Regions from separate parts of the Homo sapiens genome. Here region 2 is linked to region 1. The links are chromatin loops, found by intact Hi-C in ENCODE. Cell type or tissue: heart left ventricle. All regions are shown on one strand.

Region 1 (8,000 bases):
AGTGCAGTGGCGTGGTCTCGGCTCACTGCAAGCTCTGCCGCCCAGGTTCAAGGGATTCTCCTGCCTCAGCCTCCCAGGTAGCTGGGATTACAGGCAAGCACCAACATACCCAACTAATTTTTGTATTTTTAGAAGAGACAGGGTTTCACCATGTTGGCCAGGCTAGTCTTGAGCTCCTGACCTCAAGTGATCCGCCCGTCTCAGCCTCCCAAAGTGCTGGGATTACAGGCGTCAGCCACCATTCCCAGCTCTCCTGCCATTTATTTTTAGAATCAAATACAGTGCCCTTATTTTACTAAAGACAAATGTTTGACCCCAATAAGTGAGGATACTTAAATCAGCACTGTGTCGATGTCTACACAGTCTGTAGCTCTGTTTATAATAATAACAGGGGGGTTTTTTTGTTTTTTGTTTTTTGTTTTTTGAGACAGAGCTTTGCTTGTTGCCCAGGCTGGAGTGCAGTGGCGCAATCTCGGCTCGCTGCAACCTCCCCCTCCTGGGTTCAAGCAATTCTTCTGTCTCAGCCTCCCGAGTAGCTGGGATTACAGGCACCCACCACCATGCCCAGCTAATTTTTTGTATTTTCAGTAGAGACGGGGTTTCACCATGTCAGCCAGGCTAATAACACTTATTTTTAACAAGCTTTCTTACAAGGTGGCATGGCACCTTGAGGTTGAGTTGGAGCACACTCAAGTAAAGCCTCACTATCTTTTCTGGGGAGGCGGGGACAGGGTCTCACTCTCACTCAGGCTGGAGTGCAGTGGCGGAGTCATGACTTACTGCAGCCTCAACCACTCGGGCTCAAGCCATCCTCTCTCCTAAGCCCCCCGAGTGGCTGGGACTACAGGTGCACGCCCCCATGCCTGGCTAATTTTTGTATTTTTTTTTAGAGACAGGGTTTTGCCATGTTGTCTAGACTGGTCTCAAACTCCTGAGCTCAAGCAATCTGCCAGCCTCAGACTCTCAAAGTGCTGGGATTACAGATGTGAGCCACCATGTTGTCATTTGGAGTTGTTAGCAAGAATGGGGTAGTTGCTATGCCATCTTATTTTATTCAGATAGCACTAGATTTGGTATTGATTAGTAGCCCGAGCAAAAACAACTGGAGCAACTGAAAATACTGAAAATACTGAATTTCCAGTTCTAACCACATGGCCAAGTCAACCTTTGCCATGGATGCCCCATGCAAGGACAGTAGAAATCCTAATTGCAGCTGGTTACAGAGAAGGAACAGCCTCACTGGGGTTGACTCCCTCAGCAGATTACAAGAAACCATTGTCCCTGTCCTCCAAAAGCTGACTTTGAAAATATGAAGCGAGCAATATCTTTGATAGTGTGGGTTTTGGGTAACAGCAGTCCTGGTATTTAGAGACTTGTGTATACATACATGTTAAGGAGATCATTTTAAGATCAGAGCAGGCATTAAACAAGTTAGAACAAAAACATTTTCTGCAACTGAATATTCATATGAATCATGTGCTCACATTATACTAGAGAAATTTCAAAGCTCAAATCTTTTCAAAGTCCTACAATTCTTACACAAACAGTCATTTAAAGGAGAAACTAAAAAAATTAGCTGGGCATGGTGGCACATGCCTGTAGTCCCAGCTACTGGGAAGGCTGAGGTGGGAGGATTGCTTGAGCCCCAGGAGGTTGAGGCTGCAGTGAGCAGAGATTGCACCACTGCACTCCAAGGCGGGCGACAGAGTGAGACAGGTCTCAAAAATTAAACTAATACAATAAAGAGAAACTAAAGGACATCTGAGCATTTTTATCAGCCCAAACATAACTCAGTAGGTAAATATCTGTATACTTCACTATTCTTTTTATAGTGAGAAGGTCCAGACCCTGGCCTCGAGCATCCCTCAGCTCCACTTGGCAGGGGGCCCTTATGGCTCCCTTGGTGCCAGAGAGAGCCCTTGACTGGTGTGGTTGCCATAAAGCACACTGAGCTCCTTTTATTGTAGCAGGGTGATTACACGGCTGATCTGATTTTATCCAGGAAATTTAACCTAAAGGAAAAAACAAAAACCTTTAAAACACATTCAGCCCTTGGAACTGACTTCACTTTCAGGGGGACCAAGTTGATTTAGTCTTCCTTCTGGATCCCCTTCAACCCGTCAGATCTCCTGGACTTGGCCATGGAAGACTGTCTGTGCATGACTGTTAATCGGCCATTTGGCTTGTTCCCTGTGATTACTTCCAGAAGTTACAGAACATGTTGTCGCTATTGAGGGTCTTCAGTTACCTTTTATTTTTTTTCTCCCCAAAAGGGCTCTTGTTCCAGCATGTTAATGTTTAGCCTTTCCTGGCTTGAAAATAATGAGACTGGACACTAATGGCTGCTGCATTTCGAATCTTTGTGCAGCATCCCCAGTGACCTGAACACCTGTGAGTTTGAAGGCTCTTTCAATCACAGCTTTTGAATAATAGATGAATCAAGTGAGACTCAGGCTACATGGGGAAGAGCTTTTAACCAAATGCATGCCATGATACTAGGTTTAAGCAATCTAACAGAGCAAGTGGATTGACTCTGACTTTTCCTATTGTAGGGCTTATTCAGATTAATTGTACCTGAAGAGTAATGGAGTGGTTTTTCAACGATGAACCCTCATGCATTCAAAAAAGCAGGGGTCCTAGTCTCATGCCACCCCTCATGCCTGCCTCCTCCACTAATTTTCCTTGGAGTTAGTGGGAGCCCCAAATACAGCAGAACTTCACAGGGAAAGCTGTTCTAGGTAGCAGAAGACTCTGCTGCCAGAAGGTATTTTTCTATGGCTGCTGATTCTGGCTCTTAGCCTGAAAGAAGAGGGTCTTGCCCAACTGTTCTGTAGGCAGTCCAGTGGAAAGGGGTGCAGATAAAACCTGGATGCCATGGTGTCCCAACCACAGGAGCAATCCACATGCCCATCCTTCAAGCCATGTGTGTTTCCTTTCCTCTGGATTCTGTGCTTGGGAGTGAGTTTGTGATTGTTTTGTTTTGTTTTGTTCTGTTTTGTTTTAATGAAACATATCTAGCCAATGGTTGGTTGAAACCAATTGCTATGTAAATTTCATCACATACTTTATGTTCCCTAATCTTTGGTATTCAGAATGAGACAGAATAATTAGAGAAGCAATTATTGACAGTAGCCAAGGCTCTCTCCCCCAGCCTTAGGATATTCTGTCCTCAGAGAGGTACAGATGCAACTCACTCAGGTCACTGACCTCCCCACACCGTTTCCTGAAAGGAAGCAAACTGGCTGGACCAGAGTGTGTTTCATGAGGAAGGAGTGCTGCTCACTGAAAGCTGTTCCTTTGTTGTCAGTGACAAAGACATTCTCTTCCTTGACTGTATTACAGGGTGTGGTTTGGGTAGGCTCCTGTGGAACTCGGGGCACAGCCTAATGACAGATGGGGAAATGGTACAAAGAAGGTGCCCGGGGCCATCCACCTGTGTGGGGCTCCTGGCAGTGCTGAGTCTCACAAGCCTGGCAGGAGAGCCCTGTGTTTGATGCAAAGTCACACTAATGTAAATGGAGAGATGGAAAGAGTGAGAAAATACTAAAGGAACATAAAAAATGTCCATTTTCTGATCCTTTGAAACTACTCACTGTGTATTGCTATAAAAGGAATAAAGCTAATCAATGTTTTCCAAGGAACTTGCATCTGGCCACCTGTTGGTAGAAGAAACCCACAGCCTTCCTCCCTTCTCCATCCATGAACTAGATTAGACAGAGGGAAGACTAGAACTTGACCCTCAGACAAAACATTGTCAATTAAGAAAGGGTGGACCCAAGGCTATTGCACACATAGGACTTCAAGGGTGTTGTTTACCATTTGAAAGCATTTACAGGAATGCTTTTACTTCCTTTATAATTTGTTTGGTGTTTGACTCCATGAGAAGCGTCAGATGTTCGTGCAAGTTAGCTGCCTTTTTTATTTATTAATACATGCACTTTTATTATATGTCTTACGGCAAATTAACTTTGACAGGAAAATCAGTACTCATACCGTCCCCACTACCACTCTAAAATGCAAAGTAAACAAACCTAGAGGTGAGTCTTTTCACCTAATGGCATGCCTAGTGGCTCACGTTATAAAAAAGCAGTAAACAAAAAGGTAGATTTTCCTAAGTAATTAGAAATCATCACTGTTAACACCAAGTCAGAGATATTTGGATTTTGCTAAAAACAGAAAATAAAGATCCTGGGGTTGGAGCAGAAATTCTACATCTATACTAAAATATTTGTATCATAGTGTAATAAATGCAATCTACCATGTCTTTTGTGTTATTTAAATAACAACACAAGATGCATCATTAGGTGTAGAATTGAGAAGAGGAAGAGAACCCAACTAATTATAGAAAAACAAAGGAGTGGTTTGTCAAGAACATTTTCTGCTTCTTAGTGTAATCAAAGTCTCTTTAGAGGCATTTAAAGCATTCATTTGAGGAAGCTGTGTCACATCAGTATTTGCAAAACTTTTTATGAAGAAGCAATATGGAAATGGAAGCACCAAACCAGGGACACAGAGGCCCTGAGATCTGGTCCAGAGCTGGTAAATCAGGACTGCCAAAATCATTTTTTTGTAATGTGCTTTTGTAGAACACAGTGTGTTCTAGGACAAAGGTTGGGGAGGAAGAGGAAACTTTTTTAGGTCAGGAGTTGCTGGTGATCTAGGCACCATTCCTAGATACATTTCTAGATATTTTACTGGGACCATTTTTGTAAGAGTTCCTTAGGGAACGACTTTGACTGTGTGTGGCGTTTGTGTAAAAGTCCCCTCTTGAAGATGTGGAGTGAGAATCTGTTCATTCGCACTGCGAGGTAGGTGGCTTTGGGCACTGGAAGAAATTGTTAGGTATTTCCCATGGGATTTCCACTAAGAGACTGACCTGAGAATATGGGAAGTGTATTCACAGATGGAGAGCATTGTGTTTATGTAGAAATGGTTTTAGTGTCTACCCAGTTCTTCCTGCTTATGTAAGGAAAACCAGGCAACCTTGTTACATGGAATAATGAACAAAACAATGGCAAAGCAGCTACAGGGTACTGTAAAATGCTTATTAAAAACAGGTAGGAGGACTTGGGGGCAGGGTCAAGTAATTAACCCACAAGGCTTCTATCAGTGTGGTCCCTGAATACCTCTCGGAAGTACTGACCTTGACTAAGTCCAATCCTTTGGTATTTGAGCTTCCCCATCGGTAAAATGGGTGTGATGGTGCTTTTGTCAACAGTTATCAGGGGTCATATCAAATGTAGACATACAGTTAGTCCCAGCCCGACATGCTCATGAACTGTGCCAACAGATGAATGAGAAGTAATTCATCTATTGAATTACTATGAATGAGGAAGTGAAAGAGAGATGGCATAAAGGCAGGGAATAGACTAGGAAGTACATGGCATATGTAAGGCGCTGGCTATAGAGCCAAGAAACTCAACTCATTTCCCTGGCTCTCATCCTTCCACATCTTATTCACATCTGTATCAATGAATTGCAATGATTTTTATAATTGATAGTAACATTTACCTCTGAGGACATTAATGCAGAGTTTTAAAGTATTCACTAACAAAATAGAATGATAAAATCTAGCCATAAAAAATAATTTATGTTCAACTTCATTACAACATAATGAGCCAATTTGTTTTGTTAGATTGATTTGTCATGTACCCTTGCAGGTAAGCAGAGTGAAATAAAGTTTGCTATTCTTGATGGACGGGAGAGATTTCATTTGTGACAACATCAAAATGTATGTTTTGTGTCATGGAAATAATAACATTTCAAGGAGAAAGATAATGACTACGGTAAAATTTGCAAAAAGGACTAAAAGAGTCATGGCTTAAGCATCCAAAACAACAAAGCCTGGTCTCCATGGTTTATGGGGTCTACATAACCTAATTAAACAGACTTAGTTTGTAATGGAAACAGCAATATTGGTGAGTCTCATACGACTTTGATTACATCCTTTGTGTTCCTTAAAAAAGTCTAAACCTTTATGATGCAGAGAGAAAACATTGGTGCTATTTCTCCTCTCTTTCCTTATAGCAAGGAGGATTCATAATTATTCCCTGCAAAATGACAAACATCTCCCATCAGCTTCATGACTTAATAGAAAAACATTTTCATCTCAACAGGTTAACACTACTGGTTTCTTTGTACCCATGAGCAATCATTTCTTTCTGTTGTAATTGTTTTACAGGTCCTCACTCAACGATTTTTACAACAAGGCTGTTAAGACAGGTCAACCATTACTATGGGCAAGGATGCCAAGGTCCCCAGACATAGCAGTCTGGACAATGTATATGGCTGAATAGAAATGAGAAAGAGCACAAATCATTGACTCTTGATTTGGTACTCTCTTGAGTACAGAAGACAGTTGAGATATTTCTTGTGAAAATATTTACATCCTCCCCCAAAGACAAATAGGTTGTTTTACGCCAAGTGACCAAAATACAGGGCCTAGAATTATTATGTTTTTTTAGAGACAGGGTGTTGCTCTGTTACCCAGACTAGAGTACAGTGGTGTGACCATAGCTCTTTGCAACCCCAAACTCCTGGGTTTAAGTGATCCTCCCACCTCAGCCTTCTGAATAGCTGGGCCTACAAGCATGTCCTCAATGCTTGGCTAATTTTTTCTTATTTTTTCTTTTTAGAGACAAGGTCTTGCTATGTTGCCCAGGCTGCTCTGGATCTCCTAGGCTCGAGACCCTCCTGCCTCAGCCTTCCAAAGTGTTGGGATTATAGGTGTGAGCCACTGCACCCCACCACTAATTCCTGCTCTCCTTATATCAATTTATGACATTCAGGGTTGAAGATGGGCCCCTACCCAGAAACATATGCCCTTGAGAAGAGGATTCACAGAGACCCTTTAAGAGCCAAACCAACAAAGCCGTGAAGGCAATGGTGGAATAATTAACAATGAGGTTGATATTTCTGAGGTGCACTTGTTCAGCCTGCCCTGCCCCCTTCTCCATGGGGTAACTGGGCCCTAGGCTTCTCCTGAGAACCATCCCTTTCTGATAGGTCCTATTATGAAAGTCTTCCACAAGTCTTACTTGGATACACTCGTAAAGTAGGCTGTGACTGTCAGTGCTCATGCTTTTGGTGTGTCCACTCTCATCTACCTCTGCCCACCCTCACTGCCCTGGCACCTTGATGTGTCAGTTGGCTGCCAGTGCATGGGCAGAAGTTCTCAAACCTTAGCGTGCACTGGAATAGCCTGGAGAGTTTGTCAACAACACAGATGCTTGGCACCCCTCTCACATCAAGTAGTCATCCCTAGCACTACTGACATTTTGGACCAGATAATTCTTGGTTGTGGGGGCTGTCCTGGGCATTGTAGGATGTTTAGCAGTATCCCTGTCCTCTACCCCCTACATGCCAGGAGCACCCTCCCAAATCGTGGCAATCAAAAATGTCTCCAGGCTGGGTACAGTGTTTCATGCCTGTAATCCCAGCACTTTGGGAGGCCGAGGCGGGCGGATCACTCGAGGACAGGAGTTTGAGACCAGTCTGATCAACACAGTGAAACCTCATCCCTACCAAAAAATACAAAAATTAGCCAGGTGTGATGGCATGTGCCTGTAGTCCCAGCTACTCAGGAGGCTGAGGAAGGAGAATTGCTTGAACCTGGGAGGCAAAAGTTGCGGTGAGCTGAGAACGCACCGCTGCACTCCAGCCTGGGCGACAGAGGGAGACGCCACCTCAAATAAAAAAGTCTCCAGATATTGTCAGATGTCTCTTTGGGATAAAATTGCCCCTGATTAAGAATGACTGTCTTAGGGATTCTAATTGCTAAAGGGAGAATGGGGCCCAGGATTCTATTTTTACCAAGCTCCTCGGGCAAATCTGGTTCCTTTGTATGTTCTATTGGACCTCTCTTCATTTGCAAGTCTCCGTGTGCCTCAGCCCCTGCTTCCATGGCTGTCTGGAGGATTTACTGCAGTCTTAAAAGGTAAAGCTCAGTTAGTCTCAGGCCAGGCCCACTGTGCTGTCCAGAAGGCAATTAATTAACCAAA
Region 2 (8,000 bases), 120 kb before region 1:
GGACAGAAATAAAGAGCCAATAGGGGATATTAAAGATTGTATCAGCTTTCTGAGGAGCTGGATTAAAAATGACTCAAAGGTGTATCCCGTCCTCTCTGAACTATGGTATGCAAGAGTCCGACTACACCAATCAAAAGAGTGACGGGGAAGAAGACGTAAGCAAGAGAGCAGAGACCTGTCTCAGCTGGGCTGGCATCCCTGTGCATGCGCAGCCTGTTTAAAACAGGGTGATGGCCTGGAGCAGTGGCTCACGCCTGTAATCCCAACACTTTGGGAGGCCGAGGTGGGTGGATCACCTGAGGTCAGGAGTTTGAGACCAGCCTGGCCAACATGGTGAAACCCCGTCTCTATTAAAAATACGAAAAAATTAGTGAGCGTGGTAGCAGGCGCTGGTAATCCCAGCTACTCGGGAGGCTGAGGCAGGAGAATCACTTGAACCCTGGAGGCAGAGGTTGCAGTGAGCCGAGATCCCGCCATTGCACTCCAGCCTGGGCAACAAGGGCAAAACTCCATCAAATAAATAAATAAACAAACGAACAAACAGGGTGACTGGAGGCTGAACAGCCACCCTCTCCATGTCCTCCAAGTCTCATCACACAGAATCCAGCATGCGAGAGAAGGAGGCCCTTGCTTTTTCAATGCAATCCCCTAGTGCTCAGGCGAGAGGTCTGGGAAAGGATGTCCTCCATCCTGTCTCACCAATCTGATTGGTCAGGGACTCCTGATCTCAGCAATCAGATTAGTCAGGAGCTCCCAATCTCACCAATGGGATTGGTTTTTACTCCTAATAGGAGGATTAACTCTGGAGCTTGAGGGAGGCCAGGAGAATGGTTCAATATTGCACTTTCTTGGTGCATCGGAAGCTACTTCCTAATATGGACAAGAAAATAAGTGTTTCCTGGCTCTGCCTCAATGCAAATAAAAAAATTCCAGTGTGAATAAATTATCTCCGAGGCATTCCCAATGTTGTCCAATGCATGCTAACCAGAACCCAAATTAAGATGAGAGCCGGGGAGGGTGTGGCTGGTGATGAGTCACAGTATTTTTACAAATTCATCTAAAACACAAAACAGGCAAACTCCCCACTTAGAGTTTTTGTTCCGAGTCATTTTTGGAGGATATGTTGGTTGTTAGAATTTGGAACACATTTCTTCCCATAAACTGATGTTCTAAATCTAAATGATGTTTGGTTTCCCAGAGCTGGCCCCCAGAAACTTTTAAAACAGTACAATTTCCACTTGGCCCTATCGTTTTCACGGAAAATGAATTACGAAATCTAAAGTGGAAAGCCAGAAGCCTTTATTTTCTGGTTCTTCCCCATCTCTTCCCTGCGCTGTGGAACAGCACTCCCAGAGGCAACAGAAAGTGGTTCCTCTGAAAGGAGGACTCTGGTAGATTCTCTAGGCCACAATTATTTGCTAATTCTCTACATCTGCACAGGGAAAACTAGATCTGTATGTGAATAAAAACATGTGAGTACCTCTCAACAACTATTTAAGAAACTCAGGTTCCTTAACTAACCTGAATTGAGAGAAAAAAGATGATCTCATTCAATTATTCATGTCTTCGTTCAGCATTTTGTTTTATTTAGAATGTATTGTGTAGCAGGCAGGTCTTGGACATATAGTTGGGGACAAAATAGACCTAGCTCCTGACTTCATGGAAGGAAACCTTGTTTTGGAGGGAGGGGTCTCTGTAAGTGGGTAAATTATAAGTTACATAAATATTAGGCAAAATAGGCAAATAAATAATAGACTTACATGTAGTATCAAGTGCTCAAAGGAAATGAGGACAAGGGGCGAGGTCGTGGGGTGTCCCTAGGAAATGACTTTTGAGCTGTGACCTGAAAGATGAGAAAGAGTGAGTTAGGCAGAAAGAGACAGAGAGTCTGTGTGTGAGAGAGGAAGGGTAAAGACCAGTCCAGGAACAAGAAAGCCTGTGAGATGGAGAAAAGCTGGGTGTGTTCAAGACACTGCCATTAGTGGTGCATTCTGTGGTCCAAGTACACTGAGAAGGGAGCGTGCTGAGATAATGCTGGAGAAGTGAGCAGGGAGCACGTTAAGCCAAACCTAGTGGCCACACCAGGGGTTTTGTGTTTCCTCCTGAGTGCAGTGGAGAACCTTGACGCCTCTAGATAGTCTAATGGCATGAGCTGACCTACTTTTTTAAAAGTCTAATTCAGCTGGAATGTGGAGTGCAGATTTGATAGAGGGACAAGGGGCAAGAAGGGAAGCAAGAAGATTCATGAAGAGACTACTGCAGAAATTCAGGTAAGAGCGACAGAGGCTCAGACCATTGTGGGAGTGGAAACAGAGGGCAATGATTGAAATGGATATAAATTTTGAAGGTGAAACTGATGGAACGTACTTCGTGGATTGGATGTGGGACTTGAGGGATGGACCCTGTAGAGGTAACTCCCAGGCTGCAACATTTAGATGGATGAGATGGGGAAACATGAGGCGAGGCAGGAAGAGAAGATGATGAGTTGGCTTTGGCTGTGTGGAGTTTGAGATGGCTATGAGACACTGAGAATGCAGTTGGAAGCCCAGAAGAGAGTCTGAGCCAGAGACACAAATATGGGGATCGTTGGCAGAAAAACAGTATCTGAAGCCTTGGGGTGGGGCTTTGGGCTCCTCACTTCCTGCCCCACTTGTAGGTACATGTGAGTACACTAAGGTTTACCATTAGAGGAGAGAAAGGAAAGCAACCAGGTCATAATGGTTCAAAGAAACCATTTTCTCCCTCCTGTTAACATAAATTCATTTTCACCCTGAGCATCTCATAAGAGTGAAAATGGACCTGAAAGAAAGCTAGCTCAGGTTCTGATTTCTTTATCACAGTTAGAAGATGGAAATGTCTCCACTGTCATTTCACATTTCTGAGATTTAATGTCCCTTTAATGCATTCCCAAAATGCACCAATAATGAGGAAGTTTTCTCTGCATGTAACTGGGTATGATATTTGTGACTTTTCTGGGACACTAAAAATGAGCCATTCTCCCCTTTACGGTGAAGCTATGTTTGCTTCATAATGACAAGGATTTTAATTACAGTTGGACATTTCTGCTGAGTTGGAGCCTCTCTCCTTAAAATCCCACACCAAATGGAAGTGACACTCTAAAGCCATGGCGTTTGAGCAGACTCAGGTCTCCATGCTGTAGGCTGCCAGGGAATGAGTAATCCTGGCTTTGGAAAGGGCACACTTGTAAAGCTAAATTAATATGCCTGCTTTTCATTCATGACTTCTCTTTGTTTCCAGTTTTAAACTGTTAGCTGCCTTGGTTACATGACCATGCAAAAAAGCAGGTTTGGGAGGTATGTGTGTGTGTTGGCAATCTCGGAATGGACTCAATTCTTGGAACCAAATCAATCAGTGCTAATCCGGTTGCTCGCAGATGAGAAAGGAGAAATAAAATCCCCACCTACCTTACCTTTCTGAATGGAAAACCCCATGCTTATGACAGTCCCCAAATCTGCCATCATTGTTTCCTGTTGGTGAAAAGCCACGAAGCAGATGAGGAGCTTGAAAGTCTCTATTACATCAGCTCCTTTCCAACATTTTGGTTTTTTATTTCATGTGATAAGGTTGAAAAGGCCAATTTGACTGTTATAAATTACCTTTCCTCATCAAAGAACTCCAAGACCAGAGTCCATAAACATATCTAAAAACTGCACTTAGTTATAAACCTCTGGGAGAAAAAATGAAATGATAAGTAAAAGCCTAGACTTTTTTCTCTTTGTTACCATAACTCCAGTAAATAAGTCTTCAGTCTCTGTTAAGAACAAAAAGCTGACCAACCTCAAGTGTAAAGGCTCATGCAGCCTTAGGGCAAAATACCCCCAAAGCGTCGCCAAACAAATCCAAGGGTGACAAGAATGTGCAACTGCCCTGATGTCACAACTCTTATGTTTATGAGAACAGACAACTTGGGCCCACTGGAGGGCATCCTTTTGTCTCCTAATTAACTGTTTTACTTTTGTTTGACCAGATGCCAGCTGCCCTGGGTAACCGCCATGACACAAGAGAGCTAACTGCTAGCAATTAAAAATAAAGATTAGGGGTAGAACCAAAAAGAGTCAGAAGTGTGACCTTAGGACTGAAAATACATGTGCTGACTTCATCTCACCAGGCAGAAGTTTCCAGGCTGCTAATTTTGCCTCATTCACTCGGTGGATTATTGATTAAAAGAAACTTGTAGCAGCTGGCTCTGAAAGTCAAAAGGACAAAGTGGCAATCAGGCCATGACCAAAATGCACACAGAGGCCAAGGGATTTGCAGTGTACTTCCTTGTTTGTAAATCAGAGTCACAGTGGAGAGCTGAAGGCACCGCAGCCAGCGGCACCACCTGTGATTAGGCAGCCACAAGTACCTGGACTCTATGTGTCTTTCTTGCATGTTGCATATACATAAGATAACATCCAGCACCCGACTCACATCTCTGGAAAGAGACTACTTAATTCACTAATTATTCATGTTTCCACTTAGAATCTGATTCCCAGAGCTAATCGCTTATTTAAGTAAAATCTTTGGCCATTGCTGGAGCTGTCAGCCCACAGAAGTGCTTAAGCAAACCAGTGGGAAAAGCAAAACTCAGAAAAGCACACTTCCAGAAGTGCAACGTTTACATTTTTAACTAGCTGGGTCACTTTGCAGGAATGACTTAGTCTCTGTAATGCTCAGTTTCTTTATCTATATAATGGGAGTGATAATTATAGGATTCTGTGGAGAATTAAATAAAATAATGCAGGTCAGGTAATTACTACAGAACCTGGTAGACGGTAAGCACTTAATAAATGTTAGCAAAGATGCTGCAGCCACTGACGATGATGATGATGGTGATGCTGAAGAATGAGCAGAAGAAATCCTTATTTAAACAATAATTCTATATCTTTAGAGTTAAGAGTCTTAAATAGTATCAGCCACAAACTTGCTCATTCTTTTTCTTCGTCTACAAACATTAGCCAGTGTTCAGTTATGAGCAATACTGCCAATAGAAAATCTTTGAAAGTTTTGGCAAGGTATTGGAACAAGTCAGAAGTACTTATTTGCCTGATATAGATTTTGGTGCATGCCCCTTTACATATTCAAAAATAAAAGATGCCAAGGATTATAGGACCTGTCCAGTCAGTAGCCCCTGCCTATTTAGGAGCTGGTCCCAGCATGATAATGTTCCAGACCTAATGATGGCCTGAAGGTGTGGTGACCCTGTGTTTATTTCCTTGTTGATTTCCCTTCTCTGGCTCCAAGATCATTTTCCCATTGCCTGCAGGAAACAACATCTAGGGGCGAGGTAGGCCTGACTTGGCAACCCTAAAGGTGAACAAAAGGACCTTGGCTTTTGGCAAGAGCAGAAGGAAGTTCAGGGGCGTCTCAGCCCCATCCAAACCAGAAGAGATTTGTCACTGATGCTAATGCATGCTGCTCTGCAGGGGACCACTCTCCCTCGAAGCTCCCCATAGCTGCTCTCAGTTTTATGGATCTGCTCTACTCAAAGCCTTGCAGAAGGGGCAGGGGATGCCCAGGTTAACCCCCGCACGTACAAAGGTGGAGCAGTTTTCATGCATAGCTGGGACGAAGAACACTGGAAAGAGAAAGAAAAATTTTCCGAGCTACTGCTAAGCCAGAAAAGCTCAGCTCTCAAACGGACTATCTCCTGAGACGTCACACAGCTGGGAACTGATCCGCAATACAGCAAAGGTAAGATGGCCCGGTTCCTCCACCAGGTAGAATCTCATACAATTTAAAAAAAAACTTCACCTCTGCCCACTCAGCCTCCAGCTCTCACCCCTATCTCTTTCTCTGTCTCTCTCTCTCTCTCTCTCTCTCTCTCTCTCTCTCTCTCTCACACACACACATCAAATTGAGGAGAGTCTAAAAGATGGAAATATCTAGGTATCTTTTTCAAAACACTAGAAAGGCCTCAGGGCATTTGCGCTCTTTATACCCTATTTTTTTCTGCAGTGGCCTTCATTAAAAGCTTCTTTACTTTCACAAATGAAAATGACTTGCCAGACAGGTCAGTAAAAATGTAAGTATTCCCACTAACAGTAACTGGGTTTATGTGACATTATTCTTTATCGTCATTTAAAACACATTCACACACAGACTTTGTTTCATTCCACAGTAGGAGTAGGTGTTGCATTGCAGTTTTACCCATGGATAAAGAGGTTGAGAGAAGCTGTGACCTGCTCACGGGTGTGTAGGGTTGTGGGTGACCAGCAGCACATCCTGTCTCCATTCCCATCTCTTTTCAGTAGAATGGTGACCCTACTCTTTAAACAAAATTCCAGAGTACATTCTTGGCCACGTATTCTGACAAATGTTCTGATGAGAGGATGGAATTTTAGAAATTGGAACTCTCCTGGAAAATCCAGAAATAGATAGCCACAGTATCCTGTACAATATACCACCTTGTCATGTATTCCTGTTTACTTCCATTCCTGGGCATTGAATTCACTTCAACAAATGTCGATAAACTATGTTCCCTGCTCCAACACTGACTGGTCATGTGTCAGGGCGTGGTGCAAGTCCGGTGCCCAAGGAATGCTGACGCAGTGCAGAGCAGGATGGGGGTGGGGCTCCCCTAAAGAGGTGAGCTTCAAACGAGCTCAACATAAAGTGTGGACTTGGATTGAGGGAGAGCATTCAGATACACAAGTCCCCCAGGAGGAATTTGTTGAGTGAACATTTGCTTACACCAAGTCCATGTGGCAGAGCCGAGGGGAGAGGAGCATAGCCTGAGGAATTAGACTGTCTGTTCTTGATTCTTGGTTCTACTTCCTACTAGCTCTGCATTTTGGGGTACCTCAGTTAACACCTCTAACTTCACCTTGCCAATATGTAAAATGAGAATGATGGTAATACATCCCTCATAGCGTTGTCTTCAGCTGTAAATGAGATTATGCATGTGAAGTCTTTCCTGGTGCATAACAACTGCACAATAAATATTAATACTAACTATTGTGATGACCATGTGCCTGGCTCCAAGGGAGATGCAGGGAATACAGATAAGAGGAGGCCTACCCTCAGTGTAATGAAAACCTCATGAGTTAGTTGTGTGCAACTAATGACATGAGGTGTGATGCATGCTCTGGAACCATGAGGGTGGAATCCTTTAAGTCTGTGTGAGTTAGGGTTGAGGTTCTTGGGGGGACACGGAAGGGGACAGAGGTTTCACAGCAGAGGCCCTATATGTAGGGCGGTAGTATAGAACGGTGAAAAGAGCTAGACAGATCTAATTTTGAATCCCAGCTTCCTCCTCTATTTACGTATCTATTTATTTCTATGTTAATCTATATGTATAGAAAACCATAAATTCATACTTCCAATTCCAATCCAACACCACAGAGTTTTCTCCCTTTCCACATTTGTAACTCCCTTCTCTGACATTCATCAGAAGCCGGCTCCCATTATCCTTAATATATTATTTGCTTATTTGCTCAGTCCCCCAAATGTCATCAACTGCCATCATGACCACTGTCCCCTGCCCATGCAGATGCCCTCCGCACCCTGCTTAGGCCCTGACACTTTGTTCTGGGCTGCCCTGAGCTGGCTCCTGGAATTCTGGAGCTACCGTATGTCCTCCACACCCCGCACAGGTGCCTACTTTGCTCAGCCCTATGTAATGTATTTAAGGACTGTGACACGCGCTATGCATTTGTGTATGTACCTGTGTTGTCACTGTCTTTGATGGGGGACAAAGCTGTCTCCTCCATACAGGCAGGGCACGTGTCCTCAGCATCAGGCCTGAAGAAGCCAGGCTCATTCCATTCATTCTATTCCACTCGGTCTGCTCATCTATATGGATGTGGGCTGCTCACTCTCTGCTCAGGGTAGTAAAAACATTTCCAGGGTGAAAACTACTATTTGGGCAGTCCCTGCTCCTTTTTCTTCTCTGTCAAGTCCTTGTCTAGGTTCTCCATTATTCATTTACTCAACAACAGATACAAAGCGCTTACGAGGTTCCAGGTGCTTGGCTAGGGTGGAACATAGAGATTTAA

Evidence for each region. Hi-C counts contacts between places; a loop is a spot of excess contacts. Peaks named below come from ENCODE experiments on the same cell type or tissue, not always from the same donor. Only the 100,000 strongest peaks of a DNase experiment are listed, where the experiment ranks them.
Region 2: a loop joins it to region 1, with 2.7 times the contacts of the local background. A loop is called at or near these places in 6 of 110 quality-filtered maps.

The regions. Positions count from the first base shown.
Region 1 is chr4:53,533,105-53,541,104 of GRCh38, reverse strand. All of the region lies in intron 2 of LNX1 (ligand of numb-protein X 1), which reads left to right. Among named protein-coding and RNA genes, the nearest start is that of LNX1-AS1, 37 kb to the right of the region's middle. In heart left ventricle, no CTCF peak of the experiment used is centred here; no DNase peak of the experiment used is centred here; H3K27ac peaks cover 2,084 bases.
Region 2 is chr4:53,649,865-53,657,864 of GRCh38, reverse strand. It overlaps a transcript of LNX1 not described here. Among named protein-coding and RNA genes, the nearest start is that of LNX1-AS2, 61 kb to the right of the region's middle. In heart left ventricle, CTCF peaks have their summits at 1,355 and 3,934 (motif pointing right); a DNase peak (open chromatin) is centred at 6,563; H3K4me3 peaks cover 1,908 bases; H3K27ac peaks cover 2,520 bases.